2 separate regions of the Homo sapiens genome follow, and region 1 is linked to region 2. The links are chromatin contacts, found by Hi-C or POLR2A ChIA-PET in ENCODE. All regions are on one chromosome and are shown on one strand. Each heading gives the region's core, a stretch centred on a gene start or an enhancer-like site at or near the end of the contact. The rest is flanking DNA. Distances are from core to core; before and after follow the strand shown.

What was found. A loop is a pair of places that touch in the nucleus more often than their neighbours do. ChIA-PET counts read pairs that join two places held with the same protein, here RNA polymerase II (POLR2A). Pooled maps may share reads with other maps.
Region 1: a pooled map shows a loop between it and region 2 (5-fold over the local background). The contact joins the promoter of ZNF74 here to the promoter of DGCR8 in region 2. A Hi-C loop is called at or near these places in 6 of 50 pooled maps. POLR2A ChIA-PET finds 5 or more read pairs at or near these places in 2 of 52 experiments (H1 and activated CD4-positive, alpha-beta T cell).

Annotation. Positions count from the first base shown.
Region 1 is chr22:20,392,865-20,395,627 of GRCh38, reverse strand. ZNF74 (zinc finger protein 74) reads right to left here and starts at 1,477. Exons shown (of 5, transcript NM_003426.4): 1 at 966-1,477; 2 at 210-295. The coding sequence starts at 999. RefSeq lists enhancers at 1,297-1,436, 1,907-1,976, 1,378-2,367.
Region 2 is chr22:20,078,927-20,081,653 of GRCh38, reverse strand. DGCR8 (DGCR8 microprocessor complex subunit) reads right to left here and starts at 1,413. Exons shown (of 14, transcript NM_022720.7): 1 at 1,271-1,413. RefSeq lists an enhancer at 595-654 and a silencer at 915-1,534.

The DNA of each region.
Region 1 (2,763 bases), core at 228-2,727, 310 kb before region 2:
TGGGCGAGACATTCAATAGAGCACATCTCGAGGGCACACCTCGGGCAACATCTGGACTCTTCACTTGGAGCTGTTCCCACTGCCCAGAGCTTCCTGAGGACTGGCCAGCAGGTACCCGGGTGAAGGTCTGTGGAAGGCTGACGATCCAGGGCTGGGGAGGGAATGTGCCAACCCTCTTCATAAAGAAGGAAGAACACACAGCCACTCACCTTGGACCTGGCTTCGGGAAGACCCCAACCCGATATATCCTCGAGATTCTCTTTCAGGGAAAGAGCAGGATCCTGAGAGGAAAGAGCTGGCGAAGGAGAAATGAGTCAAGGTCACGGCTACCAGGCTCACGGCTGAGCTTAAAGCCCACCTGTCGTGGCACAAGTGAGAATCAGAGAGGAGGCAGAACCTGCCAGCAAGGCCAGGTGGGGAACGAGCCCCAGTAGCTAGCACCAACAGAAACAGCATCGAGGAATAATCTGCCTGTGTCTCAGACACTCCAATTCATGACGAAAAGAGCTGCTACCCCCAATCAAGCACGTCTGAGTGGGAACAAATGATTGGGCGCGGGGAAGAAAGAAGCAGGAGGCCAGGAGCGATGGCTCACGCCTGTAATCCCAGCACTTTGGGAGGCCGAGGCGGGCGGATCGCTTGAGCTTAAGACCAGCCTGGGAAACATGGCAAAACCCCGTCTCTACTAAAAATACAAACATTAGCCGGGCGTGGTGGCGCGCGCCTGCAATCCCAACTACTTGGGAGGTTGAGGCGGGAGAATAGTTTGAACCCGGGAAGCAGAGGTTGCAGTGAGCGGAGATCAAGCCATTGCACCACTCCCGCCTGGGTGACAGAGTGAGATTCCATTTAAAAAAAAAAAAAAAGATGCTGGATGCTTCTGGGAAACTGGCCTGATCTCTCTGAGTGTCAATATCCTCAAGTGCAAATCCACAGACATACTGACTACAAGAGTGAAGCTGTACCTGTCTTCTCGGGCTCCGGGGCAGGGATCTCCATGGCCTCCACGGCAGCCTCCCCAGGAGGAGTGGGCAGCTGTGTAGCCTCCAGGATCCAGGGCAGGCCCTGAAGAGCGAGTACTGCTCCTGGGGCTGAGGGGCCTGCAGCGGAGCCCCGCGGGGCGGCCACGCGCTCACAGCTGCACGATCACACGCACGGAGCCCCCTCCCCGCGCCCGGCTGAGGTGGGGTTCAGGCCGGCTCCGCAGATACCCACTCCCCACACCAGGCTCAGCCCCATGCTCGGCGCACTCACGCCCCGGCACACCCCCGCCACACGCTCCTCCCGGCGAACCCGCGCTCGGAGACCAGGGCCAGGCCTAAGGTTCCGCGGCCAGGAGCCATCGGACGCGGAGCGACCAGCGGACAGGTCCCGAAGCGGACAGAGACCGCCGACGGTCTGAGGGACCGGCAAGTGGACAGACCGGACTCCCACAAAAGGACTGCGACTGCCACAAAGAGCAGCAGGCGGCCGCTGCGGGAAAGCGCGCCTGCGCGAAATAGGCGCAAACTACACCTCCCGGGAGCGTTTGCGCCGCGCAGGCGTCAGACTCCATTTCCTAGAGCGAGTTCGGGCCGGTGCTTGCGTCCCGACGCGAACGAGTATCTAGCACATCCTTCTAGGAAATGTAGTTCCTGGGCCCACAGCCGGGAGCTCCGGCACCCACCATGCTCTTGCGGGCGGATGTCGCTGTGTATCTCCGTGTGCGGATCAGTGTAGTGCCGCTGCATGGGTGTCTAATTGCGAGGATACTGGGAGGGCGGTGTCCAGGAACTAGAATTTGTCCTGTTAGTTCGTCCACGTCCCCACGTAGCTGGGAGTCGGGTGGGTTCCTGCCCACATCTGTCTGCAGGAAAGACTCAAGCCCCTGGTCTTACGGATATTGGGAGTGGTGGGTCTGGCCTCGAGGGGTTTTCCAGGGGCCCTGCCCCCACTCCCCCTTCTCGAGCCACATATCTGAGGCCCATGGGCGCGGGTCCCCAGAGGTGGGAGAGCCTTGGCCTAGTCCCCCCAGAGGGTCCTGTCCACAGTTCACCCCTGGGGCGGGAAAGGAAGGTCTGGGTGGCGGCCCAGTCCTGGCGGCACAGAGCTCTGCCATGAACACAGTGATGACGCCAGCGACAGAAACATTGAATATGTACTGAGCACCAACCAAACGCCAGGCCTACTTCAAGAGCTTGGAGTACATTTTTCTGGCAGAATGCTCACAGCAGTCCAGGGAGGTTTGCTAACTACTGTCATCCCATTTGGGAGATGAGGAAGTTGTGGTACAGGTGCGTGGGGTAACGTGTCGCAAATCACACAGCCAGAAGTAGGAATCCAGCACCGAAGTGCATTGCCACATTCCTACTGAGAGGTGGTCCGGGGTGGTGCACACTCCAAACCCTTCAGCCTCCCACCTTAACCGCAGCTTAGGCTTGGCCACAGGCTCTCACGTGACACCTGTCCACTGCCCACATCAGCACAGCTGTGCCCAGACCTCCCCTGCCCAGGGCAGCGCCCGTGTTTGATTTTGTTTTGAGACTGGGTCTCACTCTGTCGCCCAGGCTGGAGTGCAGTTGCACAATCACGGCTCACCGTAGCCTCAGTCTCTCGGGCTCAAACTATTCTCCCACCTCAGCCTCCGGAGTAGCTGGGACTTACAGACATGCACCACCACGCCCGGTTAATTTTTATATTCAGCGCCCATTTTTAATAGCAACCCAGTGAGAGGGGACAGCGTGCTGGCAGTCCTCACAGCCCTTGCTCGCTCTCGGCGCCTAG
Region 2 (2,727 bases), core at 164-2,663:
AAAGTCAGGAGGCTGGGTGACATCACAAAGGAGAGGGCTACAACAAGAGAGTCTAAGACTGGGCAAGCCAGCCAGAAGCACATTTCCTACCCCAAGGTCACGGTGAGACTACAAAACAACCCCTGGGAAGTGCTCCACACAGCGCCTGGCCGCAAAGGGCTCAAAGGGGAGCTCTCTGCCCGTAGGCCTCCCCACTGCTCCAGCTGACCAAACACCGCATGCAAACCCTGCCTTGCCAACAGGACTATCGGACAGGAACGGGCTCACGGCAAGCTCCCCTGGACCCTTGGCACGGGGAGAAAACCCGTACACTTGGACAGCACCCTTCCTCCTAGCCCACTTGCTGTGTTGGCTAACAGAGGCACTGGCTGTGACGGGCCAGCACCAGTGCCAGCGCCATGGAGGCTGCCTTTTGGTCAAGTCTCTCCCGCTGCAGCCTCCCGCCCAACCCAGCGGCAGTATGACCTCATCCGTTCCTTTTGTCATCCTCCAACAGGCCTCATATCCCGCACTTAGAGGCAACACTGGGTACCCCGGGCTGGCCATTCACTCCCTTTTGTGAGTGAAGGCCTGCAGCAGGGTTTGGGCCACTCCCACAGCTGGGAGTCTAGTCTGGCCAGGAAACAGTGGATCCTCGCCTGGTGGTTGGCCTCGAACAGTCGACAGCCAAAGACAGGACTGCCGTGCAGGAACAAGGTACATGCAAGCATGCAAAAAGGCAAATCAGACTCCTGCCACAAGAAACCCAAGTCCATCGGTTGACACCAGACAGGCATCACTGTCAACAGGTTGCCACCTTCCATTTATTTCCGCCATGCTCATTGTTACAATAAAACCGTATCCCAATTATCTACGTGACACTCAACCCGTGAGCATTCTGTGGACAAAAAGACTTAGGCGACTTCTTGGATTTCCCAAACTGTGTTAAAGCCGGCAGGGTCCCAGGCGAGCACTGGCCCTGTCCACACCTTTCCCGCCTGAAGGCGATGCTAGGCTTCGGGCCCTCCGGGAGAGGAGCCTCTTTACCCGGGCGGACAGCGACGAGAGTCGGCAACGCCTGGGCCCGGGGCCCGCCCCCCAGCCCCGGAGGCGTCCCCACCCCGCGCTCTCCACCGCCCGCGGCCATGTTGCCTCACAAAGGCCGGGCTCCGCGCCCCCGCCCCGCCCGCGGCCTCGGTCCCGGAGGGAGGCGGGAGGGAAGGGCGCGCCCTCGCGCAGGCCGCGGCGCCCGCCCAACCGCCCGCGGGCGCCCCTCGCGCCCCGCACCTACCTGAGGCGCCCGCGGGCTGCCCAAGCCGCCCGCAGCCAAACCACAGCCGGGAAAGCCTCACCGACCGACCGCCGCAGCCATCTGGAAAGCCTGTCCAGGCTCTCCGGTCGCCGGCACCCGCCTGCCGCGCCGGGCGAGCGGAGGGCGGGCCTTCGCGGCGTGCGGCCAATCCCCGCGCGCGGCCGCCCCGCATTGGGGGAGCCGCAGAGCGCGCTGCGGAGGCCGCCAATCGGCGGCGCGTAGCGCGTGTGTCCGCCGCGCGCGGCCCAATAGCGCGGCCGCGCGGGAGGGACCAGGCGCCCAGGCCGCGGTCGCGCTAACAGTCGCTGCCCAGGCGGGGCTCGCTGGACTGAGGGCGGCGGCCGCGAGGAGCGCCGGGAACGGGAAGCACCGGGAATGCCGGGAGCAGGGGAGCGCGGGAAGCTCGGGGAGCGCGGGGAATGCCGGGAACAGGGAGCGCGGAGTACGCCGGGAGCGGACACGCAGACGGGCCACCTTCGGTGGACACTGCAGAAGAGACCGTGCACACACAGGCGTTACACAACCCTGTTAAAAGCATCACTGTATCAGACATCATCATTTATAAAGAACGCGTGTGCTCAACTGTCTGGCGCTGTCCCCTTTGCTAATACAGGATTTCCAAAACAGGGAGGGTTCGGCCGGGCACGGTGGTTCGGCCGGGCACGGTGGCTTGCGCCTGTAATCCCAGAGTTTTGGGAGGTCGAGTCAGGAGGATTACTTGAGCCCAGGAGTTCGAGACCAGCCTGGCTAACATAGTGAGAGCCCAGTATCTACAAATTTTCTTTCTTTTTTTTTTTTTTTTTGAGGCGGTGTCTCGCTTTGTCTCCCAGGCTGGGGTGCAGTGGCGCGATCTCAGCTCACTGCAACCTTTGCCTCCCGGATTCAAGCGATTCTCCTGGCTCACCCACCCGAGTAACTGGGATTACAGGCGCCCACCACCACGCCCGGCTAATTTTTATATTTTTGGTAGAGACGGGGTTTCACCATGTTGGCCAGGCTGGTATCAAACTCCTGGCCTCAATTGATCTGCCCGCCTCGGCCTCCCAAAGTGCTGGGATTACAGGCATGAGCCACCGCGCCGGGCCCAAAATTATTTTTAATTAGCCGCGTGGTGGCGGGCGCCTGTGGTCCGAGCTACTCGGGAGGCTGAGGTGGAAGGATCACCTGAGTCCAGGAGTTCCAGGCTGCAGTGATCCGAGATAGCACCACTTTCACTCTAGCCTGGGCGGCAGAGTGAGACTCCGTCTCAAAAAAAAAAAAAAAAAAAAGGAAAACGAGGGTCTGAGTAAGTGAGGGTACAGCTCTTCCTTAGACTAGCTTTCCTGTCAATAAATGTGGAAGGAATAGTGGAAATAGAAAAATTTTCCACTGGGTAGCCACCCCAATAATAGCTGCTGTAGACGAAAATCTTGAGTGATAAAAATAGTGGGCCGGGC